2 separate regions of the Homo sapiens genome follow, and region 1 is linked to region 2. Evidence: chromatin contacts called from ENCODE Hi-C or POLR2A ChIA-PET data. All regions are on one chromosome and are shown on one strand. Each heading gives the region's core, a stretch centred on a gene start or an enhancer-like site at or near the end of the contact. The rest is flanking DNA. Distances are from core to core; before and after follow the strand shown. Region 1 overlaps SEL1L3 (SEL1L family member 3). Region 2 holds the start of TBC1D19 (TBC1 domain family member 19).

The links. A loop is a pair of places that touch in the nucleus more often than their neighbours do. ChIA-PET counts read pairs that join two places held with the same protein, here RNA polymerase II (POLR2A). Pooled maps may share reads with other maps.
Region 1: a pooled map shows a loop between it and region 2 (5-fold over the local background). The contact joins the enhancer-like site here to the promoter of TBC1D19 in region 2. A Hi-C loop is called at or near these places in 2 of 168 maps with a recorded cell type or tissue (CD4-positive, alpha-beta memory T cell and CD8-positive, alpha-beta T cell), 3 of 37 single-sample maps with no recorded cell type and 7 of 50 pooled maps. POLR2A ChIA-PET finds 5 or more read pairs at or near these places in 4 of 52 experiments (CD4-positive, alpha-beta T cell, CD8-positive, alpha-beta T cell, activated CD4-positive, alpha-beta memory T cell and 1 more).

The regions. Positions count from the first base shown.
Region 1 is chr4:25,840,650-25,846,439 of GRCh38, forward strand. The region is part of intron 2 of SEL1L3 (SEL1L family member 3); the gene reads right to left. Among named protein-coding and RNA genes, the nearest start is that of SEL1L3, 19 kb to the right of the region's middle. RefSeq lists an enhancer at 2,884-3,652 and a silencer at 5,258-5,552. Within about 2 kb of position 3,187, at least 11 of the 41 ENCODE cell types and tissues checked have a DNase peak (open chromatin) inside an H3K27ac peak, as active enhancers do.
Region 2 is chr4:26,580,919-26,586,588 of GRCh38, forward strand. It overlaps TBC1D19 (TBC1 domain family member 19), which reads left to right and starts at 3,166. Exons shown (of 21, transcript NM_018317.4): 1 at 3,166-3,374. The coding sequence starts at 3,276. RefSeq lists an enhancer at 3,394-3,483.

The sequences.
Region 1 (5,790 bases), core at 1,937-4,436, 740 kb before region 2:
TTCCTAAACTGCTTATCCAGTCTTACTTCTTGAATTGCCCATGTCACACCTGAGATTATACCTTGGAAAATAAACCACAGCAAGTGTGCTGCTAGTCCACATTTCCACTCCATGGCAGACAGTAACTGATGGACATGGCACTCTTTCTCAGTAAGTGCAGACTCATCCTCAGAATCCTACTCAACACCATGCTCTAGGCAGCCACCCCCAAGCAACACAAGCTAGCCTGTGAGATGAAGCCCTTGTTGCCATCTTTCCCGTCAAGGAACAAAGGCTTATCACCATTTCCCAATCCGGAATTTTCTCCTTTGTGTGCCACAGCTTATGCCTTCCCCTCTGCCTGAAAGCTCAATGTCCTTCTTTCATTCCTTTTTTTTTTTTCCTTCTTCTTCTCTTTTTTTGAGACAGAGTCTTGCTCTGTCACCCAGGCTGGAGTGCAGTGGCACCATTTTGGCTCACTGCAGCCTCCATCTCCTGAATTCAAGCAATTCTCCCACCTCAGCCCCCCAAGTAGCTGGGACCACAGATGCATGCCACCATGCCTGGCTAATTTTCTGTATTTTTAGTAGAGATGGGCTTTCACCATGTTGGCTAGGCTGGTCTCTAACTCCTGGCCTCAAGTGATCTGCCTGCCTCAGCCTCCCAAAGTGCTGGGATCACAGGCGTGAGCCACTGCACCCAGCCCCTCCTTTTTGATCCATGAAAACTCTACACATCCTTCAAGTCTCTGTCAAAATGTCACCTCCTCTGAAGAAGCCACACAAAGTGCTTAACACACACAGATTGCTCAGGAACTTTTTTTCAGTGAATGAATGACTTAAAATAAATAAATAGCTTCATGACATCACCTGGTAGTTTAGCCTAATGAATAAGTGTGGGGTTTGGGAACCAAACTATCCAGGTTCAAACTCCAGCATCTTCATTAATAGCTGTGCAAACTTAGACAAACTACTCTATCTCTCTGAGTCAGTTTTCTGTTTTCTCCTTGGTGGAATATTGGGCATATTAAATTAAATAACAGCGGGCCAGGCGCTGTAGTTCACCCAGCACTTTGTAATCCCTGCACTTTGGGGGCCGATGCAGGCAGATCACTTGAGGACAGGAGTTTGAGACCAGCCTGGCCAACATAGCGAAACACCATCTCTACTGAAAATACAAAAATTAGCTGGGTGTGGTGGCACGTGTCTGTAACACCAGCTACTCGGGAGGCTGAGGCAGGAGAATCGCATGAACCTGGGAGGCGGAGGGTGCAGTGAGCTGAGATCGCGCCACTGCACTCCAGCCTGGGTGACAGAGCAAGACCCTGTCTCAAAAAAATTAGATAACCACGTAAACCACATAAAGCACTTTGACAGTGCCTGGCACATAGCAAATGTTCAGTAGCAGTAAGTGACTGTAACTATTGGTAGCCATGTTAAAGAGGGTGGCTTTGTCCTCATCTTTAAGCCTCCACACTCAGTAAAGAAATTGATACATAGTAGGTGCTCAGTCAATCTTTGTTTAATTGAATGAATCATGATACGTGTCATAGGAGCAGTACCAACACAGCATTCTGATGGCCAGCATTTATGAAGTTAATTTCTGGTTGTGGAAATTAAAAAAAAAAAAACTCAACAAAACTTCAGGGTGGGGGCTAGAAAAGTGTTAGAAATTTGAGCAGGCTGTTGAAATAGGGGCATGATTTTGCCAAGCAGACATGGAAAGTGGCAGTGGGGGGCGGTGTTGCTTCGTGGGCAGGGGGAGTCGGGGCGGAACAGGAGCTATTCTAAGGAAAAGAAACTGCTTTAGCAAAGACATAGGGGTGGGGAATCAAAGACTTAAACCACAAAGGGGAAGCTGAGCTTACCTGTGGCTGCAAAGGAGAATCCCTGAACAGGAGGAGCCTGCAGCCTTAACTAGCGCAGCCCTGGTGGGTTTGTCTGGGAAGCTGTGGAGTGTGTGCAGTGGCCCTAGGGAAGGAGCACTGCCACCTCCACCCCCACACCCTCCCTCATGTGGCAACACAGCCCTGCAAGGGTATCAGTGTGTGATGTTCACAAACTGTCCTTCCCTCTTGGTTAAGAGCATTCATTCAATCAACAAGTAGTCATGAGTGCAGGGGCCTATGATCAGCATCAGAACAAAGCAAACAAGTCCCCTGGCCTCATGGAGCTTGTGCTCCAGTGTGGGCCAGGAAATAGGCACATAGGCAACTAAAGATATTTACTGAAACTGTCCAGTGGTGATCAGGCCAGGAAGGAAAATGAAGGTGGACAATGACAGGCAGGGCGGTGGGGGTGGGCCTGCTGTCTTAGATAAGGAGATGGCATTGGAGCAGAGGGGTAGGTGAGGTAAGGAAGTGGCCATGTGGTGATCTGGGAGAAGAGCATCTTAGGTGGAGGGAGCAGTCACACAGATGTCCCAAAGTGAGAATGAACTTGGTATGCTCCAGGAGAAGCAAGCGGGCCCCTGTGGCTGGAAGCAGTGGGGAAGGGTGTGCGTGGTGGGACACAAGGCTGCAAGGGGACAGGGACAGATTCCCACAGAGTAAGGGGCATGGGTTGATCTTAACTGGGATCAGTGGATTATGGGAGGAACTGGGGGGCTTAATCAGGCAGTGATGCAATCACCTTGCACTGGCTGCTGGTGGGGGGTGAGGAGGGTACGACGGGCAAAACTGGGTGGCCACTTGCAGGCAGTGCCAGGAGTCCAGACAGGAGGATGACGGCTTAGACCAGGATGACGGCACTCCACGTGGTGAGAAATGCAAGAAGGGACTGAATATGTGACACATACAGCCAGCACTAGGTGACTCTCAAAATAGAGTATGACAGGAAGAGAAGTCCAGGTGGGTCCCCAGGTCTGGGGCCCAAGTCACTGGCCTGCATGGCTGATTCCTTTCTTTCTGTGACTCCAGCGTGAGTCAGGCACACATGTGATTTGGGAGGGACAACAGAAACGCCCAGTCCCCTCCCTCAAGGAAATAAGCCACATTAGGTAGATCCACAGTCTGCCTATGGCTACATATGCCCCCCACACCCAGAATGCAGCAGTAACACGTGCACCGGGGGCATGTGGCCGAGTCGTGGCACACACGTGTTCCCAATGGCTACCGACTTCTCATCTGGGTTAGGTTTTCCCTGCAGGGCTGGGTAAACGTCTGCTGCGTCTCCACCAAAAATCAGCCTCATGGCCTGGCCGGGTCTGGCCTGGCAAAGGAGATAAGCTGCTGAGAGCCGTGTCTGGACACACGTGGCCCTCGCCTCGGGAGCCTTGGCAAAGCCAGCGATGGAGGCCCTCCAAGCACACTTCCAGAACGCCCGGGCACAGGGACTTTGACTCTTTTTATACATGAAAAGGAAAATGAAAGCAAGTCAGGGAGTACTTCAGTTCAGAGGCAGGGCCATCGTAGGACACCAGGCACTTGACACAGAAAACCTTCCCTGAAACCCCACATCAGTGCTGGCTGAGACAGGGACCATACATGACAGGCCCCCTGTGGCTCAGCTCGGAGCCTCACTAATGCCATCTTGTTCTGACTTGATTCTTGTTCATCAAGAAGCCCCTGCTAAGAACAAACCAGAGGCTTGGCCCCCTTCTATCCCCACAGCCCAGATCCAGAACAAAGGTCATGGATGTTTTCCATGGGACTGCTGCAGACCCTCTTGTGATCTGTCTTTTGGAGAAGGAAGAATGTGTGCCCCTTTTTCGGTAAACAAATCACAGCCTTGTAATCAGAGCTTATTTTGAGGGTGCATGGAGCTCCCCACCATTTTCAGTGACTTTAACTCTTGGGAAAGGGTTTTCTCTGCGTTATGGTTTAATTCTCACTCCTAAGGTAATGCTCTGAAGCAGGTGAGGAGAAAAATCCCACTGTGCTGTTCCTAAGCCTTGTGAATATGAGAAGAAACAACAAAAGAAGGAAAAGACGTTTCACATTTTAAGGGCATATTCAGGTGCCCTAAGAACTGAGCCAGTTCGTTAAATGATTTCATTTGGAAACTTCCAGCTTGCAATTCAGTCATTCTTCAATCAGAAATACATGATTTGTCAAATATGAAATGGAATCATTAATCCCTGACAAAGTCGGAGGTACAGCAAATTGTGGCTGTGTGTGCCCCACGCTATCTTCCCCTTAACAAATTAGGTGGCCCTGTGGAAGGTATTCCAGACAGATGCCTGCATGGGGCTCTGCCTGGAAGAGGGAGGCACACTGATCATCAAAATGATTGACTTGACTGCTTTCAGACATTTAACTACCCATCCCACCCTCCCCACTATGTGCACACACACAGAAAGGGAATTTACTTTCATCTTCTAGACATCTTTTCATTTAAAGCACTGCACAAATGCAGAATAAACCAGACAGACAGGGTTATTAAAATGTAGGTTAAAATTGTATAGATCTACACAAACACAGGACCCCCTGTAAAAAGTGGTAAAATCTGAGTAAGGTCTGGAGTCCAGTTAACAGTATTAGATCAGCATTACTTCCCCAATTTTGATTTTGCACTGTAGTTATGGAAAATGAGGAAGCGGGGGTGAGGATACACAGGGACCCTGTACCCTTTGCAACTTTCTGTGAATCTATACTTATTTCAAAATAGTTTTAATTCAGCACTTTGGAAGGCCAAGGTGGGAGGACTGCTTGAGCCTAGGAGTTCAAGACCAGCCTGGGCAACATAGGAAGACCCCATCTCTACAAAAAAATAAAAAAATAAACTGGGTGTGGTGGTACATGCCCATGGTCCCCGCTACTCAGGAGGCTGAGGTGGGAGGATTGTTTGAGCCCAGGATGTTGAGGCTATAGTGAGTTATGATCGTGCCACTGCACTCCAGCTTGGGTAACAGAGTGAAACCCTGTCTCAAAACAAGAAAAAGTTTTGAAAAATATCAAATGTGCCAGTTCTAGGGTAAGTGGCTTCTGACCAACTATCATGTATGGTGACACAGGTCCTTTCAGTTTTCATTATATGCAGAGCTGTTTTGGGACAGTACCAAGAAATCGCCACAGTCATTATTTCCCCCAAAGATAGCCCAACAGAAATCACATCCCAGAGATGACAAGAAATTGATCACTAAAGGAAAAACTTAGAGTGCATGTCCTTAAGTCACCTTGTCCCAAACCCATCCTGTTGATGAAATGTCAGGCACTTCCTGTGGAAGGGTCTGTTGCCACAAATCCATGGATGTCCTCTGCCTGCCAAGCCTGGCTGGGGGTCGGGACACGGGAACCATAGCAATCCTAAGTCCAACCAGCTCTGTCCCTGGCCCACAGGTTCTCAAGTTTTAGGGTGCATTAGAGTCGTGAGGAAGGTGTTTAAAATGCCGATTCCAAGCCTTCCCCCACCCCCGCAGATCCTGACTAAGTAGATGAAGGACTGGGCCTAGGAATTTGCATTTGCAACAAGCATTTGTGATTCTGTCACAGGTGGTCCTAGGGCCACAGTTGAGGAAACAACTGGGCGCATGTGTGGGGAGGGCTCCCCACTGAGGGGGCAGAAGAAGAGCTGGCAGGCACTCGGCATCCACAGAGCAAGGCGCTCCTTGCACCAATGGAGAGAACTTCAGAGTGCCGCCTCTCAGCACATGCCTGAGATCTCCAGCCCCACGGCTTAAGGGAGGCTGCAGAAGGGCCTTGGAGCCTCCGGGATTGGTCCTGCTGAGGCTGTGACCATGTGGCATTTAGGATAAAATGCAGAGTGTGGACTCTATCATCATCACAGCTTCTCACTGAGTGCTGATGATGTGCTGAGCAATCACATCTCATTTAGTCCTCACAGCACTGCTCTGAAGGAACTGCTTGTTATC
Region 2 (5,670 bases), core at 1,916-4,415:
CAGCATTATATGAAGAATAGATCAAACCAAGCAGGTCTGAGAAAGGCAGGGTTGGGCCCAGAGCCCTATACATGTTGGCCCAGAAGTACCTCTGTCCTAAATTTCAGAGAATTTTGAGGAGATTTCCCTCTGCATCTGTTTTAATTTTGTCTCTCTTTGTATAGTTTTAACTATTCAGATAAAATTGCACCCCCTCTTGCTATTCATCTGTTAGTCACTCTGAAATGTCAGAAATAGAGGATTTTCCTGTTCTCTACCCACCTTGGGTACAGTAAGGATTTTCTTTTTTAAAAAATTTATTTACTATACTCTAAGTTCTGGGATACATGTGCAGAACGTGCAGGTTCGTTACATAGGTATACATGTACCATGGTGGTTTGCTGCACCCATCAACCTGTCATCTAGGTTTTAAGCCCCGCATGCATTAGGTATTTGTCCTAACGCTCTCCCTTCCCTTGCCCCCCATCCCCTAACAGGCCCTGGTGTGTGATGTTCCCCTCCCTGTGTCCATGTGTTCTCATGGCTCGACTCCCACTTATGAGTGAGAACATGGGGTGTTTGGTTTTCTGTTCCTGTGTTAGTTTGCTTAGAATGATGGTTTCCAGCTTCATGGCCTGCAAAGGCCATGAACTCATTCTTTTTTATGGCTGCGTAGTATTCCATGGTGTATATGTGCCACCAGATTTTCAAGGCCAAATTCCGCCTTGTGGGATGGAGATGGTAATCTGTACCTTCAGTTTCTTGTGAGACAATGACTTTACAGTAATAAAATTTCCAGACACACAGGTGGGAGACTGAAGTGGTCTATCTATCATTATAACTCTTTGTATAGCAGCCACATAATTCCTTTGGGACTGAAATTTCTTGAAAGAAAGGACCATTTCTTACTTATCTTTGTATTCCTTGCCATTTCTTGCCTAGAGCAGGTGTTCTGAAAAGTTTTGCTAAATCGAATTGGAAATAGAGAACAAAGACCATTCTGTAATTAAATTATACTCCGACACATCTGCTTCTATGTATGTAAAAAACAATTTAAAGATATTAGGATTAAGGGACTTTTTTTTTTTTTGCTTGGACATGCTTTCCGAATTAGAGCCAAACTTCGTAATTGTTGCTTTAAGCTTATAATTGTTCTCTTCTTTAACAAAATTATTTAAGTCTCCATCTGTGCAAGGAATAGTTCTGGGCACTTTCACATATGTTGCTATGTTTATTTAGTTACTTTCCATTCCCTTGTCAATAGTACTGGGCATTATTTTTATTTAATTATCACAGTTTCAATATTTAATTTATTAATATATATTAATAGTCTAATACTTGGTACATTTGTTCCTCATACTGTCTCCTTAGTTGGATATTTTACACTCTTGATACAGAGAAGAAAATGAAACTGATAGGGAAAGAGACTCATGCAATTCCCAGGGTACATACTAGGAAGGAAGCCAGAATGTTTTCTGACTCCAGGCACTATCTATGCCTTTTCTTCTGCTCTACAGCTTCATCCTTCCCTTCAACGCTCTACTAATCTTTTCAGCTGAAGCATCTTTATCTCTTTGGCAGCTAATCACTCCACTTCTTTCAATCTCAAAGGGACTGTTATGGTAGTGCTCTCTCTCCTCTCTCTGCCTCTTCTTTCTCTCTGTTCAAAGTGAGGTTTGTGGTGGGAATTCATGGATGGGTGGACAGTTGAGATGGAAGGACTATAAAGAGTTGACAATATCTACTTATCTGCAGCTTTGAGAAATTCTGAGTTGTGAGAGAATGTTTTGTAGAGAAACTGCACTTTAGAGAGTCTGTCATTAATTGCCTTTAAGTGCTTTGTTTCTTTCCTGGCTGCCTCTTTCTAAACTTGGTTTGATAAACCAACTTTACCAAATTATTTAGAATTTGTACTTATCATCCCAGTATTCTGGATGGTGGTGTTATAAATGTCAGAGTGCTGTGCATAGAGGCCCGGGTCCAGTCCCTTTGAATTCATATTATTTCCTGCTTTAGTCCTTTGCTATTCAGAATGTAGTCTTTGGACCATCGGCATCATAATTTCTTGGACTTGTCAGAAATGCGGTTTACCAGTTCTCACCAGAGTCCTATTGAATTAGAATCTACATTTGATTGAATGAGATCTCTTTGTTTCTAGTTAGTCTAGAGTAGCTTTTGCAGCAATCTTGGTTTGTTTTCTTAAAATCCTACTTCTGCTTTGCTTAAAATATGCATATACACATTTGAACTCAATTTTGATTATTTTTGTGAGGTTATTCTAATGTATTTTTCACTAGGCCTTTTTTGGGGGGGGAAGGGAGGTGCCGTTGGCCTTTGGGGATGTCATTCAATAATTTAAGTCAGTTACTTTTAGTTCTGCTAAAAATCTTTTGTGCATTTCCTTGAAGGCAAGAACCATATTTTATTAAACCTTTGTGCCCACACAGTTCCTTTTATGTAAATGTTCAATAAGTTGAAAGCTGAATGAATTATGAATAAATGCTTGAATGAATGAATATACGGAAGAGGATGAATCTAGACGGTAAATTCCTGGAAGACTTGGACAATGTCTTATTCATCCTTGAATTGCTAATGCTTTGCAGAAAACCTACAAATAATGCCTGTTGGTTAATTTGTAGTTGTTAGATGAGACGAGATTGTCTACTTATTCCTGGTATAAGACTCTAGAGAATAGAAACGAGAGAAAATGAAGTAAAATGGAGTGCTATGGTACAGTGCTAGGCACCTTCACGATTTTTACCTCAGCTAATCATCACAACATCCTGCAAACTGGGTGTTATTTTACAGAGGCGGAAACTGTAACACGTTTACGCAGGTAGTGTCAGAGCCTAACAATTCGTGGTTGTAATTCGCAGTATCATTGCGTGCCACAGTCCTGTTTCTGCAGAAATTGAGAGGTGGAAGAGAATGATCCTTTATATAGTAAAACGCACAATTCTCCGTGTCCCCCTTGTGCATCAGAGGCGCTGTGGCTCTGAAAGAATGAGCTTTCTTGCCTTTCAACCATAGACAAGGCAGGAACAACGGTGTGAAAAGCGTCCTCCCCGCCCCGGTCTTTTTCCGCCGGCGGAACGCAGATGCTGTGGCCTTCAGGCGCTGAGGGGACCAGAGAGGGACGGACACAAGGCTCGGCAGTTGCCTGGTAACGCCCGCTGGAGGAGTCCCAGTGTAATAAGGTCCCGGAGAAGTGTCACTGGCCCTGAGTGGGACCCGGTAGCCCGTTCGCTCCGCGCCGGCGGCCTGTCCCCGCGGCTTGGCGGGCTAGGGCAGGGGAAATGTTGCAGGAGGAGTCGGACCTCTCTCTCATTATTGCCCAGATAGTCCAAAAGCTCAAGGGCTCCAATTTGTACTCTCAGCTGGAACGGCAGGCCTGGGTAAGTGAGGCCGAGTGGGAAGGGATGCAGACGGGCGGGGCCGCGGCGATGTCTCTTCTTCACCCTCCTCACCCAAGCCAGAGCTCGCCTCTGACCTCTCCAGCTCCGCTCTGGTGCTCAAAAAACAAACAGACAAAAACAAAAACAAAAACAAAAACAAAAACAAAACAAAACAAAAAAACCCCACCTCCCTGTCCGGTGCAAGCTGTGCTGCCTCAGCCCCAGGCGTGGTTAATAGATTTTTAAAGAAGGGTGGGGCGCATCACACCTTTTTTTCAGACCAGAGAAACGCTTACTCATTTATCTATTCCTGTAGTCATTTACAGGGTCTAATTTTTTAAGCTGCTGGACTCACTGAAGGTAGCTTGGACCATGCCTTCCCTCACTTTTTCCGTCCTGTGGGTGGACTTGGGCCCCCAAGTACCTTTCTGCTTTCTCGTCAATGTATCACTTTCTTGCAGTTTACCCTCCCTGCAATTATTCCTCGTCTATCCGTCCACCACCTAGCATTTATTGGATATTTTATAACATGCTAGGCACTGAGGATGCACAGATTGATTGAGATCCTTGCCTTTTTGTGACTCATATAAATGAAATCATACAGTTTGTACATTTTGTGCCTGCTTTCTGGCATTAACACAGTGCTTTTGAGATTCATCCATTTTGTTGATATTTCAGTAGTTCTGTTCCTTTTTATTGCTGAGTAATATTTCAGTGTTTGAATGTACAATGGCTTGTTTATTCATCATTGTGTGAAGGGCATTGGGTTGCTTTCTGGTTTTAGAGATTATAAGTAAAGCTGATATATACATTCTAGTATACGATTTTGCTTGGATATTTGTTTCTTTTTTTCTTGGATAAATACCTAGGATTGGAATTGCTGACTTGTATGGTAAGTGTAATGTTTCATTCTATGAGAAACTGTCACACTTTTCCAAAGTGGCTGTATCATTTTCCATTCCCACAAGCAATTCTGAGAGTTCCAATTGTTTTGCGTCCTTGATAGCGCTTGATGCTGCCAGTCTTTTATTTATTTTTATTAATTAATTATACTTCTCTAGTAGAAGTGTAATAGTATCTTATTGTAGCTTTTATTGCATTTCCCTAATGACTAATGATATTAAGCATTTTCTTATGTGCTTATATCTTTTTTGGTGAGGTAGTCTTCAAATCTTCTGCCCATTAAAAAAAAAATAGTGTTGTCTTCTTATTGTTGAGTTGTAAGGATTCTTTCTATATGATGTAAGTCTTTATCAGATGTGCGTCTTGCAAATATTTTCTCCCAGTCTGTGGATTATCTTTTTTTTTTGAGACGGAGTCTTCCTCTGTCACCCTGGCTGGAGTGCAGTGGTGTGATCTCGGCTCACTACAACCTCTGCCTCCCAGGTTCAAGTGATCCTCCCGCCTTCGCCTCCTGAATAGCTGGGATTACAGGCATCCACCACCATGCCCAGCTAATTTTTTATGTTTCCAGTAGAGATGGGGTTTCACCATGTTGGCCAGGCTGGTCTTGAACTCCTGATCTCAAGTGATCTGCCTGCCTCAGGCTCCCAAAGTGCTGGGATTACAGACGTGAGCCACCACACCCTGCCCAGTCTGTGGATTATCTTTTCATTTTCTCAACTGGGTCTTTGAAAGAGAAAAATGCTTAATTTTGGTGACATAAATTTTTATCAATTGTTTTATGATTTGTGCTTTTTGTTCCCTACCTAAAAGTGTTTGCCTAACTCAAGGTCTTAAAAAAGTTTCTACTATGTTTGTTTGTTCTAGAAGTTTTATAGTTTTAGCTTCTACATTTAGGTCTGTGATCCTAAATGTAGAAGTGTGATCCATTTTGTGATCCATTTGAGTTAATTATTGTATATGGTGCAAGGTAAGCTTTTTTTTTTTTTTTTTTGCATATGGATATCCAGTATTTCCATTACTGATTTGCTGAAAAACCTATCCTTTCTCTGCTAATTTCCTTGGCACCTTTGTCGAAAATCAATTACACACACACACACAAAATTTCTGGCTCTCTATTTTGTTCCATTGATCTATTTGTTCATCATACAATACCACACTGTCTTGCTTTTTGTAACTTTATAGTAAGCCTTGAGATCAAAGTCCTCCAAATTTGTTCCTTTTTTTCCCAAAATTATTTTGGCTATTCTAGGTCCTTTGCTTTGCTATATAAATTTTAGAATCCTCTTATAAATTACTACAAAAATTGTTGAAAATTGGATTGGGATTATGTTGAATCTGTAGATCAATTTGGGGAGAATCGAGATTTTTAGCAATATTAAATTTTCTGGCC